Regions from separate parts of the Homo sapiens genome. Here region 1 is linked to region 2. Evidence: chromatin contacts called from ENCODE Hi-C data. All regions are on one chromosome and are shown on one strand. Each heading gives the region's core, a stretch centred on a gene start or an enhancer-like site at or near the end of the contact. The rest is flanking DNA. Distances are from core to core; before and after follow the strand shown. Region 1 overlaps DELEC1 (deleted in esophageal cancer 1). Region 2 overlaps TNC (tenascin C).

The links. A loop is a pair of places that touch in the nucleus more often than their neighbours do. Pooled maps may share reads with other maps.
Region 1: a loop to region 2 is called in a pooled map, with 2.6 times the contacts of the local background. The contact joins two enhancer-like sites. A Hi-C loop is called at or near these places in 3 of 168 maps with a recorded cell type or tissue (IMR-90, MCF 10A and sigmoid colon) and 5 of 50 pooled maps.

Annotation. Positions count from the first base shown.
Region 1 is chr9:115,204,003-115,206,702 of GRCh38, reverse strand. The region is part of intron 1 of DELEC1 (deleted in esophageal cancer 1); the gene reads right to left. Among named protein-coding and RNA genes, the nearest start is that of DELEC1, 64 kb to the right of the region's middle. Within about 2 kb of position 1,367, at least 2 of the 41 ENCODE cell types and tissues checked have a DNase peak (open chromatin) inside an H3K27ac peak, as active enhancers do.
Region 2 is chr9:115,017,553-115,020,252 of GRCh38, reverse strand. It overlaps TNC (tenascin C), which reads left to right. Exons shown (of 28, transcript NM_002160.4): 28 at 1-678. Among named protein-coding and RNA genes, the nearest start is that of TNFSF8, 88 kb to the right of the region's middle. Within about 2 kb of position 1,317, at least 5 of the 41 ENCODE cell types and tissues checked have a DNase peak (open chromatin) inside an H3K27ac peak, as active enhancers do.

The sequences.
Region 1 (2,700 bases), core at 118-2,617, 190 kb before region 2:
GGAATGCAATCTGCCTACCATGTTACACATCTGATCTCCAGAACTGTGAGTCTGTGTTGTTTCAGACCACTAAGTTTCATGTTGTGCGGCAGCAATAGAAAATGAATGCACTCTCCTGTCCAAAGCCCCTCTTTTTTCTTGCCCAAAATCCAGCTTCTTAATCATTAAGTCACTCTTCACAATGGAGCCTCCCAACTTTCCAGCCTTATTTCTTGACCTCCAACCCCAAAATTAATATCAATAGCTAATATTTATTTTGTACTTAACTATATGCCAAACACTAAACCAAAATGTGTATATATATATAAAACATATATATTACATATATTTGTTAACTCATTAAATTCTGACAATAACATACAAGATAGGAATTATTATTGTCCTCCTTCTTACAGATGAGGAAACTTGAAAAAGGTACACAACTTACTTAAGGTCCAGAATTAATAGTAGTAAGGGAAAGATGTAAATTCATACCAGTTTGATTTCAGCATCTCTGTTATTAAACAGTATGTTATATCTCAACCTTGGAGTTTTCAGACAACATCCCTACTCTTTCGTATTCCTAGAAACACTGTAGAGAAGAATGAAGCCATGATATAGAATCAAGAGAAACTGAGTAAAATAGAGGAGTAGGGACTCTGAAGAAGAGGGGCTTTAGGAATATTAGAAGCAAAGTGAGATGGCTCAAAGCTGATGAGGACTGGGTGAGCCAACATTAGACATATGCTGGATTATTTCCTTTATAGGGCCCTGGACATACTTGTTGGGCCAGGAGAAAAATATTAAAGGGGAGGTATGGAGGTAGACATAGCCAGCTGAGCACGCTTAGTGCCCAAGAATAAATTTTTCTATCATCAAGTCCATTCTTCTGCCTCCATTTTTTAGGGATACTCAGTAAGACTGGTGTGACTTTCCCCATGTTACTTGAAAATGAACAGCTTAAGGAAGAGGGAAAAGTAAACCAAGAGCCAGAGGATGCCATATGGTGTGGTGATGATCAGGACTAACTCACAAACCAGACAACCTGGGATTAGTACCAGAGCTGAGTTTTTCATTCCCATTTTTCTTGGTTCTAAAACTCATGTTCTTATCCTAATTCCATGAATATTTAACAGACAAAACATGTTAACTCAGCTAACCAGAATGAAATGGATAGAAACTTCCTCTTACCTATCTTAGCTCTATAGAAAATCAGAATAAAAAATCTGATCTGGCTATTTGAGGACACAAGAATGATGAGCAGAGTTTTAAGTCTGTGAAGGATACAGTCCAAACCAGGTTCATATCGTGGTTCACTCTGCATATCTAAACAAGTTTACCCAACCTTGGGTATGACTCATTTGCTGAAGGAGACATATATCTACCTCTGACTCAATAGAAAAGAAGTAACTCTAAGACAGTAATTTCCTTAATTGGGCAAAGCCTAGGTCATTTGAAAGGGAAAGCATTCCCCAGCCTCATGGTTATCACCAGCCTCAGTCTCATATCTTCAGTGTCTTCCCTATATCTTTGTCCATCTTCCACAGAGTTATTAAAGTGATCTCTTTAATATGAAAATACTTACTGATAACTTGCCTCAATATCCATCCTTCAGTTCTAGCAGAAAACCACAAAGCCTGATTTTTTATATGGGCTCTTGACCATCCAGAGCAAAGACTGTATTTCCCAACCTTTAATGCAGCTGAGTGTAGACATGTAACTAAGTTCTGATGTATAAGATAAAAGCAGAAGTGTCTTGTGCAAGCTTCTGAGGACCTTCCTTAAAAGAACACTGGTACCTCTGTGTAACTCTCTTCTTATTTACCATTGTTTCCACCTTGTTGCCCTGATTATAGGTTTAGAATGTGAGTCTGAAGGTCACATACGGGGATGGTTGAAAAAATATTGAATTCCTAAACAGCCATCATATTAATCCTCGACTATGTAACGCCAGACTTTTAGATGAAAAACAAACTCCTACTGTTTTTAGGCCAGTATTAATTTAGAGTTTCACATTACTAACAATCAAATCCAATCCTAAACAATACGTCCATCATGCGTTTTTTGTTTAAAACCAATCCATGGTTTCCAATTGCCCTCAGAGAACAATTCTAACTCCCTTAGTAAAACCTATAAGGTCCTTGTAACCTGTATATTTAATATCATCTTTTTAGCTTCCCTGCTTATATTTTAACAAATTAACAATACCTAATGACCTGTATTTCCCTAAGTATTCCACAATTCCATAATTTGTTCTGTTTTCACTTCTCTAAACAGACTGTCAACTTCTGCTTTGAATTCCATCCTCACCTATTTGATAGAAAAGTGTCACCTCTTCTGACAAACCATCTCTTACCCTTTAGACAAACTGATGCACTCCTTTTACTCTATTCCAATTATACCTGATCAATCATCCATTTAACAATTGCTTCAACATAAATGAGGGGTTTGTTTGTATTTCCAACTCCACCACTACACTGTTTTCTTAATAGAATAATGTCATGCTCAACTTTGAAACCACATATACTGCCAGACACATAATAAATGCTCAATAAATTCTTTTAAGTGAATAAATAATATTAATCATGCAGCCATCTTATATTGTCAATCAGATGCCTCAGTATAACTTCGTTGATTCTTTAAACTATGTCTTTGGAACTTGTCTTGATGTGAATTCAGGCTGTGCCATCTAAAAGCTGTGTCCTTAGGCAACCCTCTTTC
Region 2 (2,700 bases), core at 68-2,567:
AGTGAGAACTTGTCTCTACAGAAAAAAAAAAAAAAAAAAATTTAATTAGGCAAGCGTGGTAGTGCGCACCTGTCGTCCCAGCTACTCAGGAGGCTGAGGTAGGAAAATCACTGGAGCCCAGGAGTTAGAGGTTACAGTGAGCTATGATCACACTACTGCACTCCAGCCTGGGCAACAGAGGGAGACCCTGTCTCTAAATAAAAAAAGAAAAGAAAAAAAAAGCTTACAACTTGAGATTCAGCATCTTGCTCAGTATTTCCAAGACTAATAGATTATGGTTTAAAAGATGCTTTTATACTCATTTTCTAATGCAACTCCTAGAAACTCTATGATATAGTTGAGGTAAGTATTGTTACCACACATGGGCTAAGATCCCCAGAGGCAGACTGCCTGAGTTCAATTCTTGGCTCCACCATTCCCAAGTTCCCTAACCTCTCTATGCCTCAGTTTCCTCTTCTGTAAAGTAGGGACACTCATACTTCTCATTTCAGAACATTTTTGTGAAGAATAAATTATGTTATCCATTTGAGGCCCTTAGAATGGTACCCGGTGTATATTAAGTGCTAGTACATGTTAGCTATCATCATTATCACTTTATATGAGATGGACTGGGGTTCATAGAAACCCAATGACTTGATTGTGGCTACTACTCAATAAATAATAGAATTTGGATTTAAACCCAGGTCTTCTGGCTCCAATGTTCCTGCTCTTTCCCGGTCCCTTAATGAAAATCTCTCCTTCTTTGGGGAAATGTGTGCTGTGGCAAGAGAGTGAAGGTTGCAGAATGGGATATGGGGGCAGTTCAACTGGATGCTTCCTCAGGCTTCTACAATCCTGAACTCTGAAAACTAGGAAGAATGTCTATTAGGAATATCGCCTTCTCCTCTACACTGCAGTCCCCAAAAAGGGAGCAAGCCCATATTCCTCCAGCCTCAGACTGAACACATCTAGTGATGGGGAACCCATTGCCTGGATGGCAGGTCTGTTAGTCCTCAGCAAATATAGTGAGTCAGAACTGCTCAACGCATAACATTTCTCTTTTTAAACAAGGGTATATGGGGGGAGAGTAATTCCCAGTTCATTCTCTTAGGGATTTTCAGAAAATTGACTTATTTAATAAAATAAGTCAAGTTTGGGCTGATAGGCCTCATTCAAATGGAATGTGATGGCTCTGGAGCAAGGATCAGAGGAATTTATGGTTCCAGCCATATCCTTTGTTGCTGAGTTTATCTTGCTTTAATAAATGCTGTCATGTTAGATACACAATGTGCTGTTCCAGATCATAAGAACGGTTGCATGCAATTCAGCCATAGCAACGCTCTCCTGGCTATATAAATCCAAACAAACGGGCTCCCTGTAGCAACCAGGCCTCGAGTTGGAGGCTTACCTCTCCACTGGCTGCTGACTTGTGAGTCTCTAAACCCAAGTCCTATCTCCTCTCCAGAACTGTAGATGTACTTAATTAAGCTTGAAGGTATTCCCCACAAGCCACACAAGAATCAAATTTGGATTGGTGAAGAAGCCACATCAAACAGGAGTCAGTAATAACCCAAATGGGGACAGGGCAGGCAACCGGGTCTGAGGCCATGGCATTCAAAGACCACAGTCTCTAGTGTGAGCTAATCATTTCTCAAACGTGTCCTTCAGCCTCTGGCTCTGTGGCTTGTTTCAGGAAACCTCTTCCATCTTGAAAGTTCTCTTAAAATTCCACTTCACCCTCAAGACCTGGGCCCTACCCCTGCCCCCATGAAACAGTCAAAATATCTCTATTGGGAAGTAATTTCCAGGGTGTTCGACCTTCCCTTTGTTCCTTCTCTCATCTGCTCCCCTTCTCCCTGCTCTGTGTACTTCAAGGCCACCCTATTTTCATTGCATCAATGACTCCCAGCTTCCAGGTGGATGTCAAAATGGGAAAAGCCAGCAGGACATTGAAGGGAAGAGACTATGAGTGGGGGTGGGTCAGGGCACTTGTTGCCCAGCTCCATCTATACAGCATCACAGTGGGCTGTCAGCATCCACATAAGAGAGCCGTAGCCACTGTCAACTGACTGTCTCCATGCAACTCTCTCTTCAGGTTTAGAAAAGTGCTCTCTCACTTGCCCCTTCTAGCCTAGGAGCAGTCATGGCACCCTAGCTGCTGCTAGACTTGGGGACCTGTGCTAGGCTCTGTGGCTCTCCTCCACCCCCTCTCCTTTAACTCTCCTCAGGGACCCCGGCAGGCTCGCCCACCCCTGGGAGCACTGAGTGCCACTGTTACAGCTGCCTGCTGGCCTTATCCATTATGATTTCTACTTCCTGCCCCTCTTCCTATAGTGATTATTGGTCATTTAATGGCTTCCCAGCATCCAAAGTCCTTTCCAGTTTTAGGAAATTTGAGAACCTTGCCTCCTACCAAGGAAGCCACAGAGGAAAATACTCTTTCCTCCTCCCCTTGATAGCCAGGGCATGGGCACGTAACTTGGGCTTTGCCAATTAGATGCCCACAGAGGGACTTCTAACCTTTAGCAATGAATGCAAAACATAGAGTGTAGGAGACTGGCTCCCCCACAGAATCTAGCACTGAGGCCATCTATCCGTGGGATCTGTGGCCCAGCACCACGCAGGGTATAGCCATATCTCTCTCTAATGGTGACAGTTGTTTCCAGCAGTGACAAAGGCAGACTGGCTGATGATTCCTGCTACCTGGCCTCCTTTGGTTCC